2 separate regions of the Mus musculus genome follow, and region 1 is linked to region 2. The links are chromatin loops, found by intact Hi-C in ENCODE. Cell type or tissue: gastrocnemius. All regions are shown on one strand. Each heading gives the region's core, and the rest is flanking DNA. Links, peaks and the distances in the headings are about the cores only. Region 1 overlaps Ercc6 (excision repair cross-complementing rodent repair deficiency, complementation group 6). Region 2 has its middle 13 kb from the start of Prrxl1.

Region 1 (5,382 bases), core at 308-5,307, 60 kb after region 2:
TCCTTCACTGCTTCCTTCACACTGAGGTTCTACATCTGTTCATGCCCACTAACAAGCAGCTACCGACGCCGACGCCTTACCAGAAAGAGCACCCACCACCCAGGTAGCAAGCGCCAGGCACAGGTACAGCTGGCTTGACCAGCATGCTGGGAAAGGATTACTTTTCTGTCCTAGCATCCAGCCTTAACTAGGCAATCGGATCTGTGTCTTGCCAGGACACAGATAATTCAAAGCACGGGGCATATTATCAGTGCCAGAAAGTCTATTTAGCTTGGAGATGTCTGGAGCATGAGCATCATGTTAAAAAAGCCAGTCCTAGAGGATACCTGTGTCCCTCCAGCAAGAGCAAGAGCCCACAAACATCAGCTTCTAAGCATAGCTCCTGCTCAAGACTACTCAGAGATTTGACCTATAGCGGATCCCAGGTCCCGCCTGAGGATCGGATAAGAGATGCACAGGAAGGGAACATCCAAGACTGAGCTGAGAGCTTGAGCCTAATCAGAATGGGGAGGGTTTCAACTATGGCTGTCCAGTTCTAGAGCAGGTAAGCCAGAACCTTAGACAATTAAAAACAATATTTCCTACACTGGAAACTTTGGGTTTATTCTGATGATTCAAGTCATCCTGTGGTCAGCAACCCTGAAGTTCTTGTTCAGTCCAAGAACTCCTACTACAACGCCATCTGTCTACAAACAACAGCATACATAACAGAATTCCATGAATGACAAATTTCAAACATTAATGTTTCTCAATCCTTAGCATTTTATTTTCTTTTAACATCCCCCCATCGAAAGAGCACCAAAGGAGATGTAATATAAACATTTCAATGTGTATATCTGCCGCTTAACAGCCTTAATAACTAGCTATAAAATTTTAAGAGCTATCATATTTTGGTGGCAATTAAGAATTATTGGTATTTCTGAAATTCATTTGAGATTTTACTGTAACTTTAGCAAAAAATGGATTATGGTATGGCTTTGGAAATAATAAATTGTTTTACAATCTTAACATTATTAAAAAAACTTATTGCCATGAAATTAAACTGTACCCATATTTAAAATTCAATCAAAATAAATTGGTATGTTTAAAATACATTTAATATTGACTCAGTTTAATGAGAAGACTATATATTGCTCCATTTATAATCAATATGCTATGATTAACTTTTTTATTAATTTCCTACAGTAAAGACTGACAGTATTCACTGTTTAAGAGTATTGAGCAGTATTCCTCAAACAGTATAGTTATAGGTGTGCACACTGACCTTTGCCGTGATGGTAAATGAGCAGCATAGGCCCCTCCCTCTCTATGCACTACCACAGGAGCTACTACAATGGCAGTGGCACTAGGCCTTGAGTTACCTTTAAGAAACTCTGAATAAGTTATGCAATGTACTTGGAGCTTGGACTAGGGTTACAGCAGCTCTGAACTAAACAAAATCAATAGGCAAGCTTTCCCAGGAAGGCACATGGAACTCTTCTAGAAACACTATCAACTAGCTTTCCCCTCACCGAGAAATAAAAGCACTGTTGAGGACTAGCCAAAGCCATCCCAATAGTAATATTTCTCTGGTGCCCTGGTTCTTTTTCTCCTCTGACCTCTGTAGAAACCCTGTGCCTGTGGTATGTGGAGTGCTCTCCTATCTCAGAGAACCCACCCGGCGATGCTGACTGTAACCCCACAGACGCTCATCTCCCCCTCAGCTCATACCAAGTGCTGACAAAGTCCTAATGGTAAAAGCCAACCCAGCCTCAGCACTAGCAGATGGCGGGCGGCAAGGAGATGTGTGCTGTGCGCACAGTGTACCCTCGGCATTACAGCAGCCTGTAATTCTGTAGACAACTATTTTCTCAAAGTCAAGGGAGGAGGTATTTGGCAAAGAACATCTTCTCTCATATGCTAAAACACGCGTTTCAGCTTTTTTCTAAAGGAAATTTCTCTAAAGTGAATATCCTACCTCACAAGGAAAAAACCCAATGTGGAAGACACTTCCCTTCCTGACGCTTGCTGCAGGGCGACAACTCTGAGTACCAGACACGCAGCTAGTGTCAGCCCTCTCAGCTCTGGCCCAGCCTTCCCCTAGCTCCTCAGTCCAGACTTGCCTCTCAATTAGAATAAAGACTGAAACCTTTGGGGCCAGCTCCACTAAGGACTCCATGTCCAGGTTCTTGTGGGCTAAGGCAGCAAGTCCAGCGTCTCACAGCTAGGGGACCTAGGGATCTAAAATGCTAAGATCTTTAGGGTGGCCTCCCGTAAGCAGCAGAGCCCCCACCTCTCACCCCCCACCCCCTACCCCCCGTACACACTAACCTTAACCGCTGCTTATAATAATCCTCATCTCCATCGTCTTGGCGCCTGGCTACCTTTCGGCCTCCTCCTCTTCCTTCCATAGCTTCATCTTCCTCCTCAGAACTTGGAAAGAAGTCATCGTCGATCTCCTGAACTGGGACTTTCTTCTGGTATTTCTGCCTCTTCCGAAGAGGCTTCAGCTCATAGCTAACGTCATCAGAAGACAGGCTGGCTACCCCTTCCTCCTCCTCTTGTTCTTCCTCCTCCTCCCCATCGGTGGGAGAGGACCCAGACTCCTCACCCTCAGTGTCTCCCTCGGCCTCTGGCCTCACCTCAGGCTCCAAAGGTTTCTTCCCGCTCGGCAATCCCACTTTGCCCTGGAACTGCAGCGCCCTCCTCTGGAGTTTCCTGCTGTGCTTCTTCAGGCGCTTGTCTGTCTGAGAGAGCACTTGGCTTCTCTGGTCTGCCTTGGTTTCAATTGCTGCTCGGCTTGACTCGGATATGACTATAGCTTTTTTAGCTGTTCTTTTAGTAGCAGCTTGTTTCTTCCTTTCAAACGAAAGTTGTGCTTGCTCTGCCAAATATTTTTCAAAGCCTGATGCTTCATTCAGCATTATTTTTCTGGGCTTTTTCTCCTGTTTCTGAGGGGCTGGGGTACCAAACGGTGTCATCTGGCCAGTGCGGATAAGCTCCTCCCAGGCGGTCTCCTGGGCAGGCATGAGCATACTGCCAAGACATGATGGCCCTGGCTCTGAAAGGGAAGCAACAATGAAGACTCGAGTAAAACTCTCAAAGAGCACAAGGGAAAGCAATCACTCTCTCACAGGTGGTAAGAATTTCCAGGAACTCATGAAACAAATCAGTAGTGACTGAAGCAGAGCAAAGTTTACAACCCATGTGTACTATATTCTCAGTAACTTTTCCCCAATATGTGACACTGTATAATGTGGTATACAAACACTGTGCAGCTACTTTTAAAGGATGAAATTCTACACCTGCAACTGCACCGAACTAAAGATTATGTGAAGAGAAACAAGCCAGGCTTAGAAAGACAAGTGCTGTGTGCTCTCCCTCACAGGTGGGATTTAGACAAGCTGATCTTCACAATGCTGAGAGTAGGATGGGACTACTGAGAGCTGAGAAGAACATCAGGGAGGAAAGAGAAGGCTGATCCGTGGTACCAAGTCACAGTTAACAGAAGGGGACGTCTGTGGTACCATTCCAAAGAAGGAGGAGTATACATAGTAGTGACAGATTGTGTTGTTTCAATAGCTGGAATAAGGTTTTATGTTTTACACCACTAAAGAAACGATAAATGTTTGAGAAGATGGATATGTTTAACCCAATTTACACACTACAGAATATATATGCGTTGAAATATCACATGATACCCCATAAGTACACAAAATGTTTACCTACTATATATTCATTTGTTCTTTTGTCTAACTTTGAATGTGAATAAAAATGTATCACATTATAGCCATACTTTCTGTACAAAGGCAGGCTTATCTACACATTATTGGTTATAAACAGACAATCTATGTTTGATCATCAGTTAAGAAGTAAGCCATGACAAGTGATCCCCCACATCCTATGTCATTACTTTGCCAGACATTCAGATGGACCTTAGTTCATCTAAGGAGTCAGCATGCCTATCTAAAAAGACAGAAAGTACTGCACTTCCTGCATGGTCACAACCCGTCACTAGTATCTGACTGCTTAACCTTTTGGCATTGCTACAAGACACTGTCATCTAATGGGGCTGCATTCATAGCTATCCGGGGATACATGTGCCCCTCAGGTCACAGCTGGACATGCCTGGTTCACTTCAGAATGGGAAAACTAAATTCCTCAGCTGGAACGCAATGCCAGCACAAGGAACAACAAAGACAGCGAGTGAGTTCTTCTCAATGCGGACAGGTCCATCGGAGAGCTGGGAAGAGGGTTTGCTCTAAAAACACAAGGACCTACCAAAGTTTAAATTCTCAGTTCCTGGAAAGCCAGGAATGACCACAGTGCTGTAACCCCAACATTAGAGAAGAGGCAAGCAGATCCCCCAGGCTCACTGGCTAGCCAGCCTAGCCGACAACAAGCCCAAGGTTCAGTGAGAAACCCTGTTCTCAAGAAATGAGGCACAGAATGGCAGAGGAAAATTCCTCATATCCTCTTCTGGTCTCTGCATGCACACATGCGATGCATTCATACATGCATACACATGCATACACACACACACACACACACTGGATGATACCATGCTAGGGGTGTGATGTGAATAACTTGAAAAGCTATACTAAATATGAAGATATGTCAAATATAGTCATCCAGAAATACCTCTCCCCCTAACTGAAGCTGACCTCCAGCAAAATACTTTATCATGTAATCAGAAACAAAAGACCTACCAGGCCAATGTCACCAGTCAGTTTTCCACTAACCTTGCATTGAAATAAAATATACATCAGAGTATATAAATCATAAGCCCCAATGACTAGTCAGAAAAAAAGCTTCAAGAATCTATAGTTCTACTTCAGCATCCAGATCAAGTAATAGAAATCAAGAACTAGTGTTCTCAGCACACCCTCTCTGCCACCTTCTCAGCCTCCAGCCTCCCCTGAGACACTGACAGGCCTGACTCTAAGAATGACTCATGCCTGGCTCTGTGTTCCTGTCTGCCTGCTATGCCTGGTATTCAGCATGAAATCCATACTGATTTAATGTTCAAATGGATTGAAATTCATTAACTGACTGTTACTAATATCCTGTGGTTATACCGTTTTCTCTTTCTACTATTAACATAGTTTGGGTGGTTTCTAGGCTTGGGCTACTATGAATACTCTGGTATATATCATTTGGTAATAACAGATATCTGATTCTTTAGTATGCTAAGGTTTAGCAGACACTGCTGAAAAGATTTGAGAAGTGGCACTAGCTTAAGTTTCAGTAGTGTTTAAGAATTCAAACTAGCCCACATTCTTGCCATTCCATGACTTCAATGATTTCCAGTGAAAACAGAAGGCCTTTCAAATCCGTGCCTTATGGACAACTGCTGTTGTGTCCAAAATTTTGTTCTTAGTCTATGTCTTAACCTTTCTTCTA
Region 2 (5,382 bases), core at 131-5,130:
ATTCCTGTGTCGGTCTCCACGTAATTCTTTGGAAGTAGGTTGGCCTCTAGTCTCAGAGAATGGAAACACAAAGCCTGTGGCTGCCGTGCCTCCCTGCAGTCCTGCCCCGTGCCCTCCCCTCTCTCCCTGGGCTAAGTTGAGACTTTAATACGCCCATGTAATGAAGACAGACCTTCAACCAATCTTCTCTTTCCTGCACTTGCTGCTAATAGTTCCTGGGGACTTTGGGATAGTCACAAAGTGATGCCTTGGGCGGCCTAAAGGACACTGAGTTCACAAACAAAGGGACACCCTGCGCAGTTCAGTCCACCCCATAAGCCATCTCAGGTGCTCCTTCCCCACCCACAGCCTGCAGTGGGAAGATGACTCTGGCACCTCATGGTCAAGGTCCCCACGGCTGCTTCCCAGCTCCGGGCTCATCTTAACTTTCTGAGAATGACTTGTGTGAAAGTGAGAAGTGACTCCCATCCAGGAAGAGGAAGTACTCTAGGAAATGGGAAATGATCTCCCATAGTGGCAGGGGCTAGTTAGTACCTCCTGTTCCCAAAGAGGGCAAAGGCACACGACGCAGATAGCCCTTCCACATGAAGTAAAGCCTCTCCTCTCCTCATTTCCCGCCATTCTCTCTCCTCCCGCCCTCCCCTCCCACTTTCTGTCAGCTCTCTTCCAGCATTTCTTACTCCCCAGTCACTTAACGCGACCGCCACCTGGTAGTGCCTGTGCTACACCCAGCTGTATCTGAGTGATTCATGTCCTCTTCTCTCAGCCATCGCCTCGCCGGGAGCACCTGCCTCGGTCCTCCGGGAGCACCTACCTTGGTCCTCCCGCCTTTGTTCTTTGAGTAGGGAGATTGCTGAGAAGGGGACAGGGGCACTGGAGAGTCGGTGGAAGGAAGGGAAGCTACCTCTTCTGTTCAGCAGAGAAGATGCCCTGTGGTTTGGCTGGAGTCGGGACTGGCTCTGTCTTATACTGCACTAGGGTCACATCTACAACATGGAACAACTGCACAGTACACCAAGCTCTATCACTCGCTACCCCTGTGCAGGAACTCACCCCACACACAGTGCCGATCGCTCTCTGCTGTCTGAAAATGTTTGTGTAGGTAGGATATATATCCACCTGCATGTAACAGAGGCCATAATAGTGGCTGTGGCTGAAGCAGCCGTTTTTGACCCTCTGAAGTACATGTCAAGGTCACCTCTGCTCTGCCCGTGAGAATGTCAGATCCATGCTGTCTAAGAGTTCACCCCAGTGTACATTCTAACTCCTAGCGAGATGGGGAAGAGGCTCCAAAGGGCAGAACCATCCTTAAAGAACACACTTTCCAGGCCCTGGAGTCATCATCTCTGTTTTCATCCCGTCAGCCACACCGATGACCACACACCGTATTGGTAGAGAATCTTGGAAACTATGCCCTGGCTTGCATGTGCCCAAATACAGATAGGCAGACAGATTAACAGAGGCCAGGGGTCCAGATGGAAGCTGCCGAACCCCACCTCCAACCTCACCCCACCCCCGACAACCAAAAGCTGACTGGGGAGGACCAGTCAATCAGCAGTGCAAAGCCAAAGACCTCTCAGGGGAGGTTGAAGGCTCCGGAGACAAGCATGGGGTCAAAGACATTCCCAAGGTCGAATGTCAAAGGAGATTGGAGCCTGCCTAGGCCACTTCTCCATCAGAGTCAAACAGCACAGAGTACACAGTGGGCCTCTGAGCCCTCCCTGACTTCCCTAGGTCCAAGGGGCTGTTACCAGCAGATGGGGCTCTCTGCCTACCGTCCTAAAGAAGGCTCCCTCAGGCGGCCAGAGTTCTTGGGTAACTAGGCAGTTCTGTAAACTTCACAAAATGTTAATTCAGAACACAGCTATTGCCAAAAAGAGTGGGGGCGGGGGCAGTAATCTAGGCAGCCCTATCAGGAAAGCACAAGAGCTAAGGCAGACAGCGATTTCTGCATCCCCGTCATTTTCCCCACCCCATGTGACCAGAGGAGACCTAGAGAAAGGCGCGAATCAACCAAGAGAAACACTGCAGTCAGAAGTGAAGGAGTCACCCAGCCCAGAATCAACACCCATCTGTTTCATCCGATACCACCAGCTGCCACTAGATGGCACCAAACTGCAAACAGGAGCAATGTCTTTTTCTTAGTGCAGCAGCCACATCAGAACAAGGCAGGAGTTGTGTTTATGGAGGTATTCCTGCCTCCTGTGTGGGCCCTGGCACAGAGTAAAGGTCAGAAAACCTGCTAATGTCTGATGATTGGAGGGAGGGTGGGTGGATGAGTGAGTGGATGGATGGATGGATGGATGGATGGATGGATGGACGGAAGGACAGACAACTGGGCAGGTGTATAGAGTTGATTCCTCTCCCTAAAAGACCTAGACACTACTTCTTCTTTTCTGTCTATGTGTCTTGGCACATATGTGTGTCTTGTCCCCTCACTTCACAAGGGTTCCGGGGTCTGAAAGAGTATCACACTTGCACAAGTTAATGAAATCAAGTCTTCTCTCCTTGTTCGAGGGGGGAAGGAGCGGAGAGCACGGAACACGACCTCACACTGTGTCTCCTGGGGCAATCGGAGTAAAGACCTTCCCTGTTCCCATTCCCACCCAGCCGAACAGCCCTACTGTGGCCTTCCCACCCTGCCACTATTCTATCCAAAGATTACCCATGACCGGCCTTCAAAACTCTGGCATTGACCCTGCCTGAGCTCCAAATGATCTCCTGGACCCTTGCCTTCCGCCCTGCCATGGCTGTTTTCCTGATTTGATTTCCTCCTTGGGGATTCTTTCACACATGTCGTGGGTTCAAACTGAGGGTTCTTCTCTTTAGTGGCGTGCCAGCTGCAACACACTCTTTTTTTGTAAAAATGGTTAGCATGCTTATGGTACAGGCAGTTCTTAAATTGCAAGCATGTGACACAATGTTTAACCTACAGTCATCAGGCTGTTCATAACGCCCCAGAACTTACCGATTCTGTATGCAGAAATCTTGTGTGCCACTGAGCTAGCAAGCCTCATTTCTCCCAACCCCTAGATGTTGCCAAAACCTACAGTGCCATCTGCATTTGAGTGTGGCTTTTTGAAATATCAGGAGAACCCAGCATGCCTTCGCAGTACACAGGCACATTCCTGGTGACCCCGCCAACCTTGAGTCCTGTCTTCAACCTCATTTCCTTACAATGCCTAGAATAAACAGACCAAATATAGTTGTAGTTTCATTTTCTGTGCTCAATGAGCTATAATGAAAATAGACAAAAAGATGCTCACAGACACCTCCAGGGCCACGGCCAATGGGGAGGGACCAGGCAGGGTCCCTGGTGATTCAAGCCTCAAGATTCAGGTTTCATTAACTGTAATTCTGGCTGGCTCTGCCCAGAAATCACATCATTTATTCATTCTTTTGCCTTTGGCGCTGAGCCTGCCACCCTGGCCGGATGGCTGCCCTTCTGGAGAGTCACCGGGAGCCCAGGGACAATGGAAGTTTCCCAAGGGCCAGGTGCCCGGAGCTGTTGGCCATATTCACAGGGGCTGTAGACCACTTTGACAGTAAAATCAGAAAGTTACCTGTGTAGTCTATCATATACTGCCCCTCCCTCTTTGGCTTCTTTTGCAGAACATCACCCTATTTTTTGGTTGGGTATTCATTACTCTGTTGTATGTAAAGGACTTGAACATCTGTGGATTTCTGACATTTGCGGACATCCAGAAACCCAACAGGTCCTAAGGGATCAATGCATACAAATAAACCACACAGGCTGGCCCTGCAATCACCCAGCATGTCGGCTTGCCTTCGCTCACAGCCTCTTTTGAGACTTTACCCACTGTTAGCAGCCTGTTGTTTAATGAGGGGCACATTGGAGGTGGGAACCCCTTTTGGCATCTGCCATGTAGTGAGATTTGGGGAGGGGGCTGTACCAGCTGCATAAAAAGTGGATAGACCCTGGAGAAGTGTAGGGCACAGGTGACACTGGACTCTGAAATGTCACTCACTGCTGATCCTAGAGATCCCAAGTTCCAGAAGAAGAGTCAACCTCCCTGTGTGGATTTTCTGGCTCATGAAAACTTGGAGGAGGCTTAGCCAACCAGGGGACCTACCTGACTCCTAATAACAGTCAAGGGGCTATTACACATGTTTCTAGCTATTGAATCTATAAGCTGTCATCACATCCTGGCAGATATGCCCAAGTATCTGCCAGGGCACCTCTGCAGTGGGCGATAGGAGCCTATGTAGGAGCTAATAAGGCTGTCCTCTTTGTGTGGTTGGGTGTTTACTATGGAATAAAAATACCTCTCTCAGGGTACACTGGTGGCTGGGAGCCTAGGAACCTGCAGGCCTCACAGACGGTAGGTGAGGCAGGTAAGCCACAGAATAATGGAGGGACAGTGCTGGTCCTAGTGACGTAAGAGAAAAGTGCCCTCTAGGAGCGGTTGGACCTCCATTAAATTTTCTTTTAAAGTTGTGCATGCAGAAGAGGAGTATGAGAAAGCGGGAAAGCCTAGTGTTGGTGGCTGCACAGGCAGACAGAACTGGCAGGTTTTGTTTAGTGAAATAAGCCGGGTACCGAAAATCAAGAGCTGATGTGCTCATCCACCCGCGAATGTCACACGTCTGATGTCACCGAGGCAGAGAGCAGAATAGTAGCAGTTACCTGAGGCTGGAGGGGTGAGAGGGATAGGCGGAGGCTGGTAACCGGCACCAGAATATAGCTGTGTAAGAGAAACACGGTTCAGTGCGCGGTGGGTAACACTGTGATGTGACATCAGCTCATAATTCATGAGGAAGTTTACAAAACAGGTAGAAAGGACGAGCTCACAGCTTCCCAAGTAAAGGGGAACCATTAAATACTCTAAATTGATCTGCATACGCTATGTACCAAGTAGCCACAACTGCACCCCATAGCTATGATAATTATCACATGTTAATTAAATAAATCAGGTAGAAAGAGGCAAATGAAAAGCCTTTCAAGGCAGCCAGTTCTTTAGGCAAACTGAACAGCGAGTCATGGCTCCTGGCTTTAGCAGACCCAAGCCTGTGCACATTTGTGATGGAAACAAGACCCTAATGTATTTATGCATCAGTGGTGCAGAAGACCTTCCTGTGCTGCCCAATATGCCATTCTCCAAAATGGAAGCCCAGGGGTCAGCATTGCTGGACACAATTATTGTAGCATTAAGGAGCCGTGTCTCACTGTGTGACCTGTGCCTCGGTTTCCCCATCTTTGTACAATAGCAACTGTGCTGGTTAGTCTTAGTCAATTCGGTACAGACTAGAGGTACCTGGGAAGAAGAACCTTACAAGAGGGCTTGCCTCCATGAGACCAGCTAGTGAACATGTAGTGAGTAATCACTGATTTGGGAGGATCTAGCCCAATAGCGGAAAAGC

Evidence for each region. A loop is a pair of places that touch in the nucleus more often than their neighbours do. Peaks named below come from ENCODE experiments on the same cell type or tissue, not always from the same donor. Only the 100,000 strongest peaks of a DNase experiment are listed, where the experiment ranks them.
Region 1: it touches region 2 in a loop (4-fold over the local background); 23 of 42 quality-filtered maps call a loop at or near these places.

The regions. Positions count from the first base shown.
Region 1 is chr14:32,523,807-32,529,188 of GRCm38, reverse strand. Ercc6 (excision repair cross-complementing rodent repair deficiency, complementation group 6) reads right to left here. Exons shown (of 21, transcript NM_001081221.2): 5 at 2,311-3,040. Among named protein-coding and RNA genes, the nearest start is that of Ercc6, 13 kb to the right of the region's middle. In gastrocnemius, for the core only: a CTCF peak has its summit at 2,655 (motif pointing left); DNase peaks (open chromatin) are centred at 2,687 and 2,990; H3K27ac peaks cover 215 bases.
Region 2 is chr14:32,583,921-32,589,302 of GRCm38, reverse strand. No RefSeq gene overlaps it. Among named protein-coding and RNA genes, the nearest start is that of Prrxl1, 13 kb to the left of the region's middle. In gastrocnemius, for the core only: a CTCF peak has its summit at 2,100 (motif pointing right); DNase peaks (open chromatin) are centred at 2,101 and 3,444.